Linked DNA regions of Homo sapiens: region 2 is linked to region 1. Evidence: chromatin loops called from intact Hi-C (ENCODE). Cell type or tissue: CD4-positive, alpha-beta T cell. All regions are shown on one strand.

Region 1 (2,500 bases):
CAGACACATAGGACAGACATGCTCTACAACTGCTACAAAAGAGAGGGAGCTGGGTCCGCTGTTGCACGGTTTCCAGATCTTTGGGGGTTTGATTTGGAGACTTCACCCTCTTACGGAAGAACCACCAGAGCATGCTATGCACCCCAAGTGTTCAAAAAGAACTGAACCAGGCTGGACACGGTGGCTCAGGCCTGTAATCCCAGCACCTGGGGGCCAAGGTGGGAGGATCACCTGAGGTCAGGAGTTCGAGACCAGCCTGGCCAACATGGTGAAACCCCGTGTCTACTAAAAATATAAAAATTAGCTGGGCGTGGTGGTGGTGCGCCTGTAATCCTAGTACTGGGGAGGCTGAGGCAGGAGAATCGCTTGAACCCGGGGTGGGGCAGAGGTTGCAGTGAGCCGAGATCGCGCCACTGCACTCCAGCCTGGGCAACAGAGTGAGACTGTCTCAGGAAAAAAAAAAACAACAAAAACTGAACTGGGCATTTTCCCGGTTCGTTCCAGAGATGCTGAATTTGGGCATCTCGGCCATCACCCCGACACTTGGTCATCCGGCAGAGAGACATTTGAGAGAGGCCTGAGGCCAGCGGTGCAGTGGAGGGGTGCCCGGGGCGGCGGGGGGCGGAGAGCAGTGCGGGGTCCTGGGGCAGTGGGCGCTGGGTGCGGCAGGGAGGGAAGAGTCCTGGGAAGAAGCGGGGCATCCCGGGGTGCAGGGGAGAGTAAGGGATCCTGGGAGGTGAGGTCCGGGGTGCAGTGGGAGGCCAAAGGAGGCGACGGAGCTCGGAGGTCTCCGGGGGTGGGGAGTTGTCCCCGGGGTGCAGCGGGGGGCGGTCTCAGGCAGACGGGACCCCGGAGGCATTGGAGGATCCAGGCAGGGTGTGGGATCCAGGGGTCCCCAGAGGCCGGCGAGGGAGCCCCGGGCTGGGGCTTCGTACCTCTCACGAGGGTCACGGGTCGGTCCACGATGAGGTCGAACGCTTTCATCATGTAGACGATGGGATTGGGCTGCACCGGCGTGCGGCGCGGGGGCTCAGGGTACACATCCTTGTCCCAGCTGTCCGGCATGGCGGCGGCGGGCGCGGACTCCGCTCCCGGACGCGCTGCCCTGGCCTCTACCTCCGTCCGGGTCCCGCGGCCTAGGTCGCCCGCTACAGAGGACGCCGAGGGCGGCTGCGTCTGCGCGCTGGCGCCGCGATGCACCATGGGACTTGTAGTTCCCCGGCTCCGCCGGGCGCGGCCGGGACCCGCCTCGCCGCAGGGCGCCCCCGCGTGGGGCCTCCGTTCTCGGTCTGTGCCGAGCGCCTACGCGGTGCTGGTCGCTGGTCTGGGCGCCTGGGAAGCAGCCGCGAACCGGACAGATTCCTGCTTACGATGAAAGAAACAGACAAAAGGCAACTGACATAAGGAATAGGAGGGGGTCATTCGGTTCCCACTGCGCGCCAGGCACTGTGCTGAGTGCAGCAGGGAATAAGATAAACTGTGATGGAGAACACAGGCCGTTAGAGCGCACACGACAAAGTGAACAAATAGCACGCGATTCCAAACACCCTACTCCTCCAGGAAGCTTTCCTGGATTGCCTAGTCCCTACAGACTTCTCTGGGCCCCGCTCTCTACAAGGGCCCCTCATGGACTGGCTGGTGCCAGTTAACTTGGGAGCCTGTCTGGGGGAGGGCAGGGAGCAGACCAGGAGGCAGGGCTTGCCCTTAGGCGGCTCATAGGGAGAAGGCACCTACCCTGGGCACAGGGCCCTCTGGCCGGCTTTGATGGTTCCATCCTGGCCCTGGGGCACTCTGGTGCTTCTAGGCAGCTCCACTGAGCAGGGTCCTGCTGGCCACATCTTCAGTCTCCACACCTGGCACGGCCCCTGGCTGCTATCCAGGGGGGACACTGGTCATGTCCTGTCCTGAGGTTGAGGCCAGCGACACAGAACCATCAACCCTACAGACAAACAGTGAGAGGTGACAGCGTGCTGGCAGTCCTCAGAGCCCTCGCTCGCTCTCGGCGCCTCCTCTGCCTGGGCTCCCACTTTGGCGGCACTTGAGGAGCCCCTTTCTGGGCTGGCCAAGGCCAGAGCGGGCTCCCTCAGCTTGCGGGGAGGTGTGGAGGGAGAGGCGCAGGCGGGAACCGGGGCTGCGCGCGGTGCTTTGCGGGCCAGCGCGAATTCCAGGTGGGTGTGGGCTCGGCGGGCCCCGCACTCGGAGAGCCTGGCCGGCCCTGCCGGCCCTGGGCAATGAGGGGCTTAGCACCCGGGCCAGCGGCTGCGGAGGGTGTGCTGGGTCCCCCAGCAGGCCGGCCCACCGGCGCTGCGCTCGATTTCTCTCGCCAGGCCTTAGCTGCCTCCCCGCGGGGCAGGGCTCGGGACCTACAGCCCGCCATGCCTGAGCCTCCCCCACTCCGTGGGCTCCTGTGCGGCCCGAACCTCCCCGACGAGCGCCGCCCCCTGCTCCAGGGCGCCCAATCCCATCAACCACCCAAGGGCTGAGGAGTGCGGGCGTACGG
Region 2 (2,500 bases), 1.3 Mb after region 1:
AAAAGAACGAGAGCAACTGGTTGAACAGGTGTGTCAGGCACTGGGCATTCGGTGGGGATTGAGCCAGAATGTGATTCCTGCCTTGGTGGAATTCACACTCGTATGTGACCGACAACAACCAGTAAACAAACGAATGGGTGGTGACAAGTGCCGTGGAGGCCACAGTGATGGAGAAGCCCATTAGGGCAGTGGTCAGGGAGGTCCGCTCTGTGGAGGAGGCATCGCACGCACGTACAATGTCCCTGAGGCAGGAAAGGGCTTGGTGGGCTGGGAATGGGGGTGGAGGCTGCCATGGCTGGAGGTGGGCAGGGGAAGGCGGAGGCCAGGAGTTGGGGTTCATTCACAGCATAGTGGGAGCTGCCAGAGGCCTCAGGCAGAAGACCTGGTGCCTGACTTCTGTGCGGGTTTCTGATCAAAGGGGAAAGACGGACCCAGGAAAGCCGTTGGGAGGCTGCTCCCGAGGTCGAGGAGTGAGGAAGGAGGGGAAGACTGGGGGCACTCGGAACTTGTCTAGGGATGACCAGATGTCATGATGGACCTGGGGATTAAAATAGGTGATGGCATTAAAATACTGAAATTGAGACTTAAAAAACAGGCCAGGCGCGGTGGCTCACACCTGCATTCCCAGCACTTCAGGAGGCTGACGCCAGAGGATCGCTTGAGTTCAGTAGTTTTAAGACCAGCCTGGCCAACACGGTGAAACCCCGTGTCTACCAAAAATACAAAATTAGCCAAATTAGCCGGGCGTGGTGGCGGGCGCCTGTAGTGCCAGCTACTTGGGAGGCTGAGGCGGGAGAATCGCTTGAACCTGGGAGGTGGAGGTTGCAATGAGCCAAGGTCGCGCCACTGTACTCCAGCCTGGGCGACAGAGCGAGACTCCGTTTAAATAAATAAATAAATAAACCAATCACACAAGCACAGCACCGCAGCGCAATGGCAACGCCCAGGGCGGCCCGCAGACCCCAATCCCGGGCCCCTCCTGGCCTCTGCCAACGCAGCTCCCTGACCCGGAACTTTCGTGGTGTCGGGCGAGAGTTTGTGCCCACTTCCTGAGAGGGATGGGTAAGAAGAGGACCACTTCCGGCGAGGGACGGGAAAGACAGCGGCTTCCGGCGCGGCGGTTCCGGACAACCGTGCGCTTTTAGTAAAAGATTGGGGTTCGCGCGGGGGAGAAGGGCTGCCCCGGGCCCTCTGGTTCTCGTCCCGCAGCGTCCGCTCCCCCGCGCCACTGCGCCGCTCCCAGGAACCCTGTACTCCGGGGTCGCCGGCTTCTCTCCTGCCTCCGGTCCCGCCAGACACCTCGAGCTCCTTAAGTAGCTCGGTCCTTGACGTCCCTCTGGGCCCTTCCCGCGTCTATCGCCTGAGTCCCCGGGCCCCTCTAGCCCTCTGTTCCCTCCCCTCTTTTGTTCCTCCCTAGAGCCCCGCCGCCCTCAGGGCTGACAGTGTGGACGGCGGGAGTCTCCTCGCTCCCCTGCTGGGATTGACTGACCGAGCGTTTAGTGACTGCCCAGATCTGGCTGATGGGGGTACCGAGAGGTGGCCTGGGCCGGGAATGTCCAGCTAGAGTCTTCCGTGGAAGTCAGACATGAAACTGACAGGCCTAAGGGAAGCTAGGAAGTCCCCTCACCGCTCAGCCAGGGTGATGGGCTGGACTGACAGACTCCAGTGAATTTGAGCTTGCCTGTCAGGCTGATTGGCTGATAGACAGCCCTGGATTGGCTCACTAAGACTGACCAGCCCGGGACCAAGCAGTTCTGGGGTCCCAACCTGGGTGGAAGGTCTGAACTGATGACCCACCCAGGCTGACCAGGCCAGCCCACCTCACTGACCTCCTGACCCCTGACCTCATCACCTGTGCAGCCATGGAGAAGATGTCCCGTGTGACCACAGCCCTGGGTGGCAGCGTGCTGACAGGCCGCACCATGCACTGCCACCTGGATGCTCCCGCCAATGCCATCAGTGTGTGCCGCGACGCAGCCCAGGTGGTCGTGGCAGGCCGTAGCATCTTCAAGATCTATGCCATCGAGGAGGAACAGTTCGTGGAAAAGCTGAACCTGCGTGTGGGGCGCAAGCCTTCGCTTAACCTGAGCTGTGCTGACGTGGTCTGGCACCAGATGGATGAGAACCTGCTGGCCACAGCAGCCACCAATGGCGTGGTGGTCACGTGGAACCTGGGCCGGCCATCCCGCAACAAGCAGGACCAGCTGTTCACAGAACACAAGCGCACGGTAAACAAAGTCTGCTTCCACCCCACCGAAGCCCACGTGCTGCTCAGTGGCTCCCAGGATGGCTTCATGAAGTGCTTTGACCTCCGCAGAAAGGACTCTGTCAGCACCTTCTCGGGTGAGGCCACAGAGGCAGGTCAGGGCAGGTGGGCGTCTCTGCCGGTGCCCAGCCTGTCCATGCAGGCGGAAAAGGGCTCCGTGCATCAGAGGCCCTCAGGATCACTCCCAGAGGGCTTCCTCAGGGGGAAAGGGAATCGGCAGGGGAGGGATGGGGC

The links. Hi-C counts contacts between places; a loop is a spot of excess contacts. Peaks named below come from ENCODE experiments on the same cell type or tissue, not always from the same donor. Only the 100,000 strongest peaks of a DNase experiment are listed, where the experiment ranks them.
Region 2: it touches region 1 in a loop (3-fold over the local background); 2 of 110 quality-filtered maps call a loop at or near these places.

The regions. Positions count from the first base shown.
Region 1 is chr16:1,958,190-1,960,689 of GRCh38, reverse strand. NDUFB10 (NADH:ubiquinone oxidoreductase subunit B10) reads right to left here and starts at 1,152. Exons shown (of 4, transcript NM_004548.3): 1 at 936-1,152. The coding sequence starts at 1,065. RefSeq lists silencers at 523-632, 1,063-1,372 and an enhancer at 2,095-2,500. In CD4-positive, alpha-beta T cell, CTCF peaks have their summits at 1,136 and 1,337; DNase peaks (open chromatin) are centred at 1,219 and 1,809; H3K4me3 peaks cover 1,595 bases; H3K27ac peaks cover 385 bases.
Region 2 is chr16:689,003-691,502 of GRCh38, reverse strand. It overlaps WDR24 (WD repeat domain 24), which reads left to right and starts at 1,105. Exons shown (of 9, transcript NM_032259.4): 1 at 1,105-2,343. The coding sequence starts at 1,863. RefSeq lists an enhancer at 677-1,224. In CD4-positive, alpha-beta T cell, no CTCF peak of the experiment used is centred here; DNase peaks (open chromatin) are centred at 342, 1,062 and 1,994; H3K4me3 peaks cover 1,176 bases; H3K27ac peaks cover 1,159 bases.